Regions from separate parts of the Homo sapiens genome. Here region 1 is linked to region 2. The links are chromatin contacts, found by Hi-C in ENCODE. All regions are on one chromosome and are shown on one strand. The core of a region is the stretch at or near the end of the contact, and the rest is flanking DNA. Distances in the headings are between cores, read along the strand shown. Region 1 holds the start of ABTB2 (ankyrin repeat and BTB domain containing 2). Region 2 overlaps KIAA1549L (KIAA1549 like).

Region 1 (5,987 bases), core at 2,095-4,594, 970 kb before region 2:
GCAGGTAATGCTCTCTGCTCTATAAACTTAGTTTTCTCCAATTAATTTCAAATCTATTTCTGTAAGCCTGAACATGTTAATTCTCTGCTTAAAGACATTCCCTCCTGACTAGGAGAGTTGATTAAAACCACCTGTGGGAGTTAAAGATCTACATCTGCCAAATGCACTGAAGGTGATCCACAAACTAAATTAAAATTTGGCCACTCTCCAAAGTCAAGGCCATAATCTACCTTTCTCATGAGACAGTTCTGTCTGTAAATAGTTGGGATTATAACACCCTCACTTTCAAGGTAAATTCCAGGGTATTTTATCTCCTAATTTCCAGATTGTTTTTGATTGTGTAAGCACATAGAAGACCTCACACCAGGTAAAGTTTCTAAAGTTTACTTCAAGCTACCTCTGTTACATGATTTTTGCGTGGGTAATCCGAGATCTGCTTCTTAATTGTCAACTCCACTTGGAATTGTTCCAATGTTTGCCAGTGTTCTGTTATGTTCTTTTCTCCTTGTCCAGCTTAATGACAGCTGTTTTTCTTCAAAAACAATGTTTCTTCAAAAATAATGTTTGGGTAAGGCCCGAGTTGGGATGACATTTTCTCTTAATATAATTTGCATTCTTAAAATCAAACACATTACCAGCAGATTGGCTTAACTGAACACATGCACGTATATATAAGAAACCATGTCCTTTCTTTCCTTGACCCAAAGTTTTGTATTTCACCACACTGGCCAACTCCCAAAAGTTGAACTGAAATCAAAGAATTGGTTCATTCTAAGATGGCTGGATATATATATATATATATATATATATATATATATATATATATATTCATCTCTATCTATCTTCCTCCTATTCTTTTTCCCATATCACACAAAACACAAACACAGACACATTCTGGGTTTACTTGGTACTGCCAGTCCTCAGGCTGACTAGAAGACTGAGGAAAATTTGAAAGACAAGAGATCTATCTACAGTCTTTCCTAACTTCCTAGTCCCTTTACCAGATTTTTCCATGAGGATTTGTCTTCCTTTTTTCCTTGAGGAAGCCAACTCTTGAGGGCTACAAAACACTTATTTCAGCATGTGTCTCTAAAAGATAAGAACATTTGATAAATATAACCACACTACCATTACCACATCAAAAAAAAAAAAACAGTTATTCTTTAAGAGCAAACATCGAGGCAGTGTTCCTAATGGTTTCATAATGTCAAATGTTTACTGGCTTTTTAAAACAAATTCAAAATACACATAAGTTCCACACCTTGTAATTGGTTATTATGTCTTTCAAGTCTCTTTAAATGTGTAGGTCTTCTCTCCATCTCTTTCTTTCCTTGAAACTTATTTATTAAAGAAACTCAGTTGTTTGTTCAGAAGCATTTCCCATGGCTGAATTTTGCATAATATATCTTCATGTTGCAGGTCAACATTCACAGGATTCTCAGATTCAGTTGGAGGCATGTTTGATTATCTACACTTTAAGTCATCAAGTAATTTGAATATATTAATATAAATCCCATAGGCTCTTTTTCCCACTCCAGATGATTCCTCCAATAACCTTTCATTCAGTAAGTTCCCCGTTGTAAATTTCCAGTTAAGTAATTCTCTTTAGGTTTGATGGGTGCGCACAACGAAGAAAAGGGGGGACAGGGAAACCTTTCTGAAATTCATTTCCTTTGAATATATCCATTAGAGGGCGACATTGCCTTTAATATTATATTTCCCCAATAAAGTTTTAAATTGCATAAAATTTACTTTTGTATTTTTGACAAGTTGGACCTCATTGCCTACTTTAATTTCTAATCTCACGTCTGTAAAGTGTGACTGCATTCTCCTTTGTTAGTTTGATCTCTGCTGACTTGCGTCTTTGGTATTACAGTACTTCCATCTTTGACTCTGTTCCCAATTCTAACCATCGGGCGGCGATGTTGCATAAATAAAGACCCGCGGAAAGGCAAAATTAAGCGAAACTGCCAAATAAAAAGCAGTTTCACCGGGGGTAAAGGCCATTAATTTAAGAAGGAAAGAGACAAACCAGACATTTCTAGTTCATATCCAACTCACGGCCCAAGGTCAGAACTGTGTAAAATGCAACACAAAGGAGCCATTCAGGAGTGGGGGAGGCTGACTTGGGGAGAGCGAATGCACAATCCCCGCCTTGAGCCTGCGGTTCCACTGGAGGGGGCACAGGTCCGTTTGCGCACGTGCGTGTGAGTAGCCACAGGGCAGCGGCGGGACATGCCTGCACCGGGCATGGGACTGCTGAACCAACAGCGCTCTGGCGGACCGTTTGGGACACCCGCCCGGAGGCAGGTTGGCACTGGCGCTGCCTGGAGGTCAGCCACTCATTGTACCCCGGAGGAACTGGGTCCCGCGGGGGCATACGGCTCGCCCACCGGCACGCGTTAGGAGGCGAACACCTGCATCCAGCTAGGTGTTCCGAGCTCAGCCCAGGGCGAGGGACTGCTCTGCCACCTTCTTCTCATTCTTCCTGTAAGAACACTGTCTATCTCGGACAAAAAGGACCCACCTGACAGCAAGTGGTATCGTCACACAGAGGTAACAGGGAAGTCACGGATCCTCTTGAGAATCTGACAAAAGTTGGTGCCCCTTCCCCATAGTGGCACTCAGAAAACTGCAGGTGAAACCACAAATGGGCGGAGGCACTCACAGGCTTCCTGGGGCCCGTCCATTGATCAGATACCAGGTTAAGAAATTCTGTCCTTATTGGAGCCTAGACGGCAGCGCAAAGGAACCAGACGGACTTGGAAAGAGAGGCAGGGACTCCCTCCTCCCTCCAAACACAGCCAGCGTTTCATCTCGGATTGCGGGAGGGGCCTGGCGGAAGGTGGAGGAGAGGTGGAGCGCCTGGATGGGGCCCTCCCCATTCTCCTGGCCCCAACCCCAGGACGCCTGGCTGCGGAGGGCTCGAAAGCGAGCAGCGAACGCCCAAAGCCTGGGTGGCGGGAAGGTGGCAGCGCCCTGTAGCTTTTCCTTTGCATTTTTCTTTAAATCGTGAGCTCCGGAGCTATCGTTTCGACCGCTGCTTTCCGGTCTCCACCTCCACCTCCCAGTTGGCTGGCTCGCCCTTCCCCCACCCCCCCATCCCCCCCATCCCCCCCCATCCCCACCCCCATCCCAGCCGCGTGCCCGACCCTCGGCCTCCAGCCCCGCCTCCTTCGCCGCGGGGTTTAACCCGAGGCAGAGTGAAATCTGCATAGTGACCGCCCCCTCGGAGATCATTGGTGCAGCCCCGCCCATCGCGGCCGGTGATTGGTAAGCCGCCCGGGGTTATTTGCATGTCGGACGCAGCCGGGTACCCAGCTGTGCTGCCGGCCGGCGCAGCGCAGAAGTTTGCAGAGCGCTTTCTCGCCGGCTGGTCCCGGACTCGCGCTGCGCCCTGCGCCCTGCGCCGCCGCCTCCTCCTTCTGCCGCCGCCGCCCTGTTCTCCCGGGATTCCTTCTCTGTGGAGGACTGACTCTCTGCTTGTGGGAATTAGAGGTGGACAAGGGGGAGTGCCGGGGGGTAGCGACGGGGTTCTTTCCAGTGGCAGCTGCGAGTCGGGACGCCGGGAGCGTGGGGCTCCTGCTGGCCACGGATCTCGGCCACCTTCCCGCGGCCTCCGGGCAGGCAATGCGGCCGCCGAGCCCCGCGACGCAGAGAGGAAGGAGGGTGGCCCGGAGGGCCTAGAGCTTGTTTCTGCCCACTTGGGAAAGAGGGCATGGAGTTGTGAGTGCCCCTCGCTCGGCGACGCCGCCCTCGGCAGGCTCCCCATGGCCGGGACGTACAGCTCGACTCTGAAGACGCTGGAGGACTTGACCTTGGACTCCGGGTATGGGGCCGGGGACTCGTGCCGCTCGCTCAGCCTCTCGTCCTCCAAGTCCAACTCGCAGGCGCTCAACTCTTCGGCGCAGCAGCACCGCGGGGCGGCCTGGTGGTGCTACTCCGGCTCCATGAACAGCCGCCACAACAGCTGGGACACGGTGAACACGGTGCTGCCCGAGGACCCCGAAGTGGCCGACCTCTTCTCGCGCTGTCCGCGGCTCCCCGAGCTGGAGGAGTTCCCCTGGACCGAAGGAGACGTGGCCCGGGTGCTCCGCAAAGGCGCTGGCGGCCGGCGGCTGCCCCAGTTCTCCGCCGAGGCGGTGAGGCGCCTGGCCGGGCTGCTCCGCAGGGCACTGATCCGCGTGGCCCGCGAGGCGCAGCGCCTGAGCGTGCTGCACGCCAAGTGCACCCGCTTTGAGGTGCAGAGCGCCGTGCGCCTGGTGCACAGCTGGGCGCTGGCCGAGAGCTGCGCGCTGGCAGCCGTCAAGGCGCTGTCCCTGTACAGCATGAGCGCCGGCGACGGGCTGCGCCGGGGCAAGTCCGCGCGCTGCGGCCTCACCTTCTCAGTGGGTCGCTTTTTCCGCTGGATGGTGGACACCCGAATCTCCGTGCGCATCCACGAGTACGCAGCCATCTCCCTCACCGCCTGCATGGAGAACCTGGTGGAGGAGATCCGGGCCAGGGTGATGGCCAGCCACAGCCCTGATGGCGGAGGGGCCGGAGGCGGGGAGGTGTCTGCTGAGGCCCTGGAGATGGTCATCAACAACGACGCCGAGCTCTGGGGCGTCTTGCAGCCCTATGAGCATCTCATCTGCGGCAAGAACGCCAATGGTAAGCGCGCGGGCCTCGGACTGGCAGACTGGGTAGGCAAGAAATCCCGCCCTGGGCTACTGGGGGAGTGAATTTCCTGAGACAAAGCTGGTGGCTGTGCCAGTTCTTTGGGAGAAAACGTTTGGTCTGAGGATAGGGTTCATTACATGGCACTTGCCAGAGATTGTTCTAAGGGTGTCTGACTTTTGGAGGGTAAACTTGTGAATGATCTCCATCCTGTTCTGCGTGGCATTGTTACTATCTGCGGGCTGTTCATTGATTGGGTGAGATTGAATCTCTTGACCAAGCCATTCCTGAACCTCTCTTGAAATGAAACTTACTGCCCCGTGGCTCTTTACCGTGATTGACTAGGTCTCTAGCTGCTGTCTTTCCCCAACAGCTGGTTAGATTGACTGATTCTGCCCCCTAGTTTTCCCCAGCTCAATAGCAGCAACCAAAGGGTCCCAACTTAAAGACCTGAACCTTGGATAAGTAAGATGGGCGGAGGGAAGTGGGAAGCCCAAGATCTGGTGCTGCGCCTTGTGCTTTGCTGGGCTGAAGGATGCTGTCAGGCGCTCTCTTGGGGGATGGAGGGGTAGTGGTTCGCTCTTACCTATATGTGCCCAGGAATGATGAAACCTGGGGACCCCGACTCCCCTTCCCAGAAAAGTAACCACAGATTGTCTCCTGAGACCTGATTTTTCCAAGCTGTCACCAACCAAGTGAGCCATTGGTTAAAACCTTGCATTGTATTAAATGTTCTTTCCTGAAAAGAGTGGTGGCCCATCAAGGGGAAGAGATAGGTAACCGCATGGGGTCAAGTCTGGGAAAGGAACCATTGGGTGGTTGCACTTCCCTGAAGATAGCATGGATTTGGTGCAAAGGATGGAAACAAAGCACATGACCTTTTCCCTGACAATGTTAGGGGGTGTGACATTGCATTCAACTGCAAACTACCTACAAGACTTCAGTTTGAGAAGTCAGCACCATAAACTGTTCAGAATGGTATTATGGTTAAACAGCCTTACGATCTGATTGGAAGGCCATTTGGGGGGCAGCTTTCAGTGGCAAATAAGCAGGCAGTGGAAGAGGTCAGGTGGGGACTGGAAAGGGATAAAAGAAGTCAAAACATGGTTTAACATAATCATAATAGCTGAAATGCAAAATAACCCTTAATGTGTCGTCATTATTCTCAGCACTTTGTATTTAACTCAAGTACTCCTAGCAAGCCTATTAGGTAGGTACTTACTGCATAGTATGATGCCCATTTTACAGATAAGGAAACCAAGGTACCCAGCAGTTAAATAATCTGCCCAACATTACATAGATGTTAAATGGCAAAACTGGAATTTGAA
Region 2 (6,077 bases), core at 1,961-4,460:
TGAAACATGATGACATGATGACAGCAAAGGAGGAGGAGCTGCTGACATCTGGAAGCAAAGAAAAATTTCACCTTTCCGTGCCAGAAAACCAAACCAATGCTCATTCAAGAAAATTAGGTCTGACGTCTTAAATTCAGTGAAAGGGTTAATTATATGTCACAAGTGAGACACCATAATCAAAGGAAATTGCAATTTTTTATAAAGCATCGCTGAGTGCCTACTAGGTTGTACCATTGGGACTATACACAGTATTTGAAGCTGTTTTAGACCACGCAGCAAATCTGACTCCCATCCTCTCTACCTTGAAATCTTATTCCCTTTTACATAATTACAAATGCAACTAGTTGACTGGCCTGTGAAGCCTAGGTTTCAAAGTCCTTGGAGACATCGTGCACCTACTGTGGAAGCTTCCCTTCCTCTAGCCCATATATGGATAGGAGCATTGGTGTGCCAGGGCCAGGTCACATCAGAGCTGAGCCAGTTGAGGCATCACTTCCCAACTCCATTATCATGTTAGTAGCTTGAAATCAGCCATGGTGGGAGTATTTATACAAGGAAAATTGGCCAACACTATCAAGCAGGCCACCTGTCATTGTTATCTTCCATAGAACAAGCTTACCAACATGTGAAGTTGTCTTTTACTGCTACGAAGGAGGAGACAAATGTTCAGAAGTTTGCCCTCCAAACTGACATTTAAAACTGACCTCTACCAAGGCCATGGTGAAAGGGGGATCAGGCTAAGAAGGCATTTTTATACCATGTGCCCCTTCTCCTCTGGCCTCTGCTGAATGGATGAGAGGTAGTTTCCCTAATTCCATTGGCCAGATTGCAGCAGCTTGATTCTCCCTCATGGGAATGTGGAACTGGGGCAGAGTCTTGATGGTGGGCGTTTAAACTAAAGAGGCTTGCCCACTCTGGCTGCAGTGAGCACCACAGCAAGTGAAAAGCCCCGTGCAAGGTTTATTGTCAGGGGAACCAAGAAGCTATGGGGAAGCAGAAAAAGCCAGTCTCCAGAAAGAGGCAGAAGGATGAACTGGGCCATAGGAAGAAGAGGCACTGGGCCCAGGAGATGCACAGCCAGTAACCTTAGCCTCTTAATATCCTGGAGGGCAATATCATGAAGCAGAGTGTGGGCTCTGGAATCGAACTGCCTGGGTTCCAATCTCTACTCTGCCAGTTAACTGGGAGACACTGAACCAGTTACTGTTAAGTTATTCTGTGCCTCAGTTCTCTCTTCTGAAACATGGGGATAATTGCAGAACCTACTTCATAGGGTTGGTATGAGAATCAAATGAACTGATACAAACAGTAAATGCTCAAAAGTATTAGCTGTTATTTCTATCAATTAATTATAGCATCCACGTGGCCTGGTTATATTTCATTCCTATTACGAATATGTCACCTGGGATTCCCCCATGGCCTGAGGCCCCATACTGGAGCTAGTTTTAGTTGTGTAGCTAGGTGATCTGTCCCCTGAATCACAGAATAATGTGCAAATCCCTGGACCAATGTGTGACCTTTAGCAAATCACTTTCTCAACCCTCTCTTAGAGTAGTGTGAGATTCAAATAGGAAAAGAAACTGAAAGCTTCGACAACCGTGAACTGTTGTACCAAACTCTGGAGACTGTTGTCTCTGCAGGGAAAAGAAAAGATATTACATTGGTCACAAGAATGGAAAACACTTGTTTAAAATGTGTTTATTGCTGGACTAGAGACTAGAGAAATATTCCCCATCCAACTGGAAAAAAAGGTTCAGTTTCCGTAGGGTTCACCAGCTTGATTCATACGTTCATCTCCAGTATTAATAAGATAATAACAGGAAACTGCCAAAGACAGTTCTAGGATGCTGATTTTTTAATACACTTTCACCCAGCTTAATTATGTTCAAAATAATGCTCCAAAGACTGATCCTCCCATTCTTTTCAAAACAAAGACTTCTTAACGGACAATGAAGGATACAAATCTAGAGATATTTTTATTCATCCCTTTTCAACAAGAACTTATAAGCCACACTGTCAATTTCAACACATTTTCTTCTCACACTTCCCATTTTTCTTCAGCCTTCTTGGGTTTGCTGTTGACACCTGGTAAATAAAAAGGCAAGTGACAGGGGAACGGCATTCATTACTAGGGACAGAGGTAGGCAGACAGGTCTGGGAGTCCCAGTTTCATTCTAGATACTTCATTCCATATTTCATGTGGAAAGACTGAAGTTAGAAGTATTCTAGGCTTCCCCATTTACTTGAACTGCATAAATACCAAAACCATTTTGTGTGTCTGACGTCAGGAGATTTTATTTCTAGCTAAGAATAGATTTAACATATATAAATCTCAATCTAAATCGAATTCACCTCTTGTGGTTAGGACACTTGGGCAAAGCCACGTCTGAGTGAACAGGAGGCAGGTGCAGCAGCGACCTTGGCCTATGTTGAGGAAGCTACTTGGCCTTATTTATATCTAGGATTGGTTATAACATGAATTTATCCCCATTCTATGTGGTGTTTAAAAGGGCCCATGATTTTTCTTAAATGTCTGCAGAAGTATCGTCTAGAGAAGGAAGCCAGGGAGTAAAGGAAAATGGGCAGAACCGTCTAAGGAGATATTTTAACTCTAGGTTTGAATCTGACCTGTGTTGTTAAAGCTATTTATTCTCTTTTATAATAAAAGGTCTTTCCCTGTTTCTAACAGAAGTTCAAGTTCTCTCATGACACAATTTAGTTAGCATGGAAAGAGGGTCATGATATAGTGTTAACGGGAAAAGCAAGTTGCTGAATATTATACCTTTTATATCTTAAAAAAAAATTAAGTTGAGGCTACGTCTATGGATATAAATATTTGTATGAAGAGGTCTGGAAGGATCCATCACACTTGACTGACAGCATGACTCTAGAGAATAGCAAGGTGATATGGTTTGGCTGTGTCTCCACCCAAATCACACCTTGAATTGTAGTTCCCATAATCCCCATGCATTGTGGAAGGGACTCAGTAGGAGGTAACTGAATCATGGGGGCAGTTACCCCTACGCTATTCTTCTGATAGTGAGTTCTCACAAGATCTGATGGTTTTATTCTCCCCACTTCACTCGGCACTTCTCTTTCCTGCCATCATATGAAGAAGAATGTGTTTGTTTCCCCTTCTGCCATGATTGTAACTTTCCTGAGGCCTCCCCAGCCATGCGGAACTGTGAGTCAACTAAACTTCTTCCCTTTCTAAATTACTCAGTCTCGGGCAGTTCTTTATAGTAGCGTGAGAGTGGACTAATACACAAGGCAAAGAGGGCCTTTTGCATTTTACTGCATCTACCTGAGTATTGCTTGAATTTAATAAAATATATATTACTTTCATAATTTTTTAAAATCCAATGAAGATTGAAGATAGGCCTATATTTATCTGGGCCTCACACTGGAACTATGACAGCAAACTGTGGGAAAACTCTTCCCTTTTCAGAATGAAAATCGTTGGCTGGGCTTGGCTGCTAATGTAGGAAGAAGCAGGAAATGCAGATGGTAGAACTCCACCAAAACATCTGCTTATGGCTTGTAAAGACACAGACGGGGGATGGGGGAAGAAGGGAAGATCTTGAGGCTGTTATCCACAGATGAGAAAACGAAAGCCCTGAAAAGTGAAATGATTTGGTAACAGCCAGGGGTGACCTCAGTCTCCTGAATGCAACCAATGCAATTTTCCCTCACCCAGGCTGTTTTCCCTAGACCTTAAACCAAAGTAGTGTCTGCTGGTAGCTTTCAGAATGAGAAAATGGGCCAGGAATGATAGTTCATGCCTATAATCCCAGCACTTTGGGAGGCCGAGACTGGCAGATTACTTGAGGTTAGGAGTTCGAGACCAGACTGGCCAACATGGTGAAACCCCATCTCTACTAAAAATACAAAAATTAGCCAGGTGCAGTGGTGCGTGCCTGTAGTCCCAGCTACTTGGGAGGCTGAGGCAGGAGAATTGCTTGAACCTGGGACGTGGAGATTGCAGTGAGCCGAGACTGTGCCACTGCACTCCAGCCTGGACAACAGAATCAGACTCCATCTCAAAAAAATAAAATAAAATAAAGAGAGAGAGAATGAGAAAATGAACTAGAGGTACCTGATACTTTTTATTTTACTAAAGAAATCCTTGAGGGATCTTCAATATCATCTGTAAGCTCACGGGCCTTAAAAGAGAAATTGTTCTGCACAAACACGTCCATAAAGCAGAAGTGGGAATACTTCTCTCTCATTTTATTTTATTTTATTTATCTTTTATTTTTGAGACAGAGTCTTGCTATGTCACCCAGGCTGGAGTGCAGTGGCACAATCCCGACTCACTGCAACCTCCACCTCCTGGGTTCCAACAATTCTCATGCTTCAGCCTCCCAAGTAGCTGGGACTATAGGTGTGCACCACCATACCTGGCTAATTTTTGTATTTTTAGTAGAGACGGGGTTTCATCACATTAACCAGGATGGTCTCGAACTCCTGACCTCAAGTGATCCACCCTCCTTGGGCTCCCAAAGTGTTGGGATTACAGGATTGAGCCACCGCATCTGGCCCCTATTATTTTATAGACCAGCACTACCCTTCTAACAAAACCAGACACCTTTTAGCAAAACAAAACTACAGACCAATACCCCTCATGAACATGAAACTAAAAATTCCTAACAATGGCCTGGCCGTTGTTAGAAATTTCTTTTGAGATGGAGTCTTGCTCTTGTCACCCAGGCTGGAGTGCAGTGGCATGATCTCAGCTCACTGCAACCTCTGCCTCCCAGGTGCAAGCGATTCTCCTGCCTCAGCCTCCTGAGTGGCTGGGATTACAGGCACCCACCACCATACCCAGCTAATTTTTTTGTGTTTTTAGTAGAGACAGGGTTTCACCATGTTGGCCAGGCTGGTTTCGAACTTCTGACATTAGGTGATCCTCCTGCCTTGGCCTCCCAAAGTGCTGGGATTACAGGCATGAGCCACCACATCTGGCCAGGAATTTCTTTAGTTTGTAAAAAGTTGTCTTTTTACAAACTAAAGATAAACCCTGTGATCATCTCAATAGACAAAGAGAAAGCATTTGCCAAAATCTGATAACCAGTCATGATAAAAATTCACAGCAAATTTGCTAGAGAAGGGAATTTCCTCAGCCTGATAAAGGGCCTCTGTGAAACAAAATCAAAACTATAGCCAACATCATACTCTAGAGAAAGACTGATATTTCCCTCCAATGCCAGGATCAAGGCAAGGATGTCCACTCTCCCTATTTCTATTCAGCAAAGTACTAGAAGTTCTAGCCAGTGCAATAAGGCAAGAAAAATAAATAAAAGCCTTACAGATTTGAAAGAATGAAAAGTGTCTTTATTCACAGATAACATTATTTCCTATTTAGAAAAATCTCAAAGATTCTATAAAAAGCTACTAGAACTAAAATGAGTTTAGGAGGGTCATATGATATAAGGTTTTTAAAATTATATTTCCATACACTAACAAAGAAATTTTTCTATTACTATATGCCAAAGCACTGAAAAACATGAAAAATGTATGTACAAATTTGTATGTGGAAAACTATAAAACATTGATGAGAGAAAAGAAAGAATACCTAAGTAAATGGAGAGAGATATGTTCACGGATTAAAAAAAAAAACACTGTTAAGATAGAGATCTCTAAATGGTCTAGATTCAAAGAAATTCCAACCAAAAATCCAGCAGGCTTTTTAAATAGAAATTAACAAGAAGATACTAAAATCTGTATAGAAAGCATAAGACCTAGAATAGCCAAAAAGATTTTTTAAAAGAATAAAGAATACTCACACTATCTGACTTCAAGACTTACTACAGAACTAAAGCAGTGAAACTCAATCACGGTCAATTTTACTCCCTAGGGGGACATTTAGCAATGTCTGGAAACATTTTTGGTTGTCACAACTAAGAGTGAGGGGAGTTACTGACATCTACCAGGCAGTCAGAAATATTGCTAAACTTCTAATGCACAGGACAGGCAACCACAACAAAGAACCGTTGAACCCAAAATGTTAATAGTGCTGACGTTAAGAAACCCTGAACTAGAGAAATCAAGACAGTGTTGTACTGGCATATGGAGAG

What was found. Hi-C counts contacts between places; a loop is a spot of excess contacts on that map. Pooled maps may share reads with other maps.
Region 1: a map of B cell shows a loop between it and region 2 (4-fold over the local background). The contact joins the promoter of ABTB2 here to the enhancer-like site in region 2. A Hi-C loop is called at or near these places in 1 of 168 maps with a recorded cell type or tissue (B cell), 7 of 37 single-sample maps with no recorded cell type and 2 of 50 pooled maps.

Annotation. Positions count from the first base shown.
Region 1 is chr11:34,355,367-34,361,353 of GRCh38, reverse strand. ABTB2 (ankyrin repeat and BTB domain containing 2) reads left to right here and starts at 3,344. Exons shown (of 17, transcript NM_145804.3): 1 at 3,344-4,653. The coding sequence starts at 3,771. RefSeq lists a silencer at 3,159-3,358 and an enhancer at 4,309-4,418.
Region 2 is chr11:33,385,289-33,391,365 of GRCh38, reverse strand. All of the region lies in intron 1 of KIAA1549L (KIAA1549 like), which reads right to left. Among named protein-coding and RNA genes, the nearest start is that of KIAA1549L, 12 kb to the right of the region's middle. Within about 2 kb of position 3,210, at least 3 of the 41 ENCODE cell types and tissues checked have a DNase peak (open chromatin) inside an H3K27ac peak, as active enhancers do.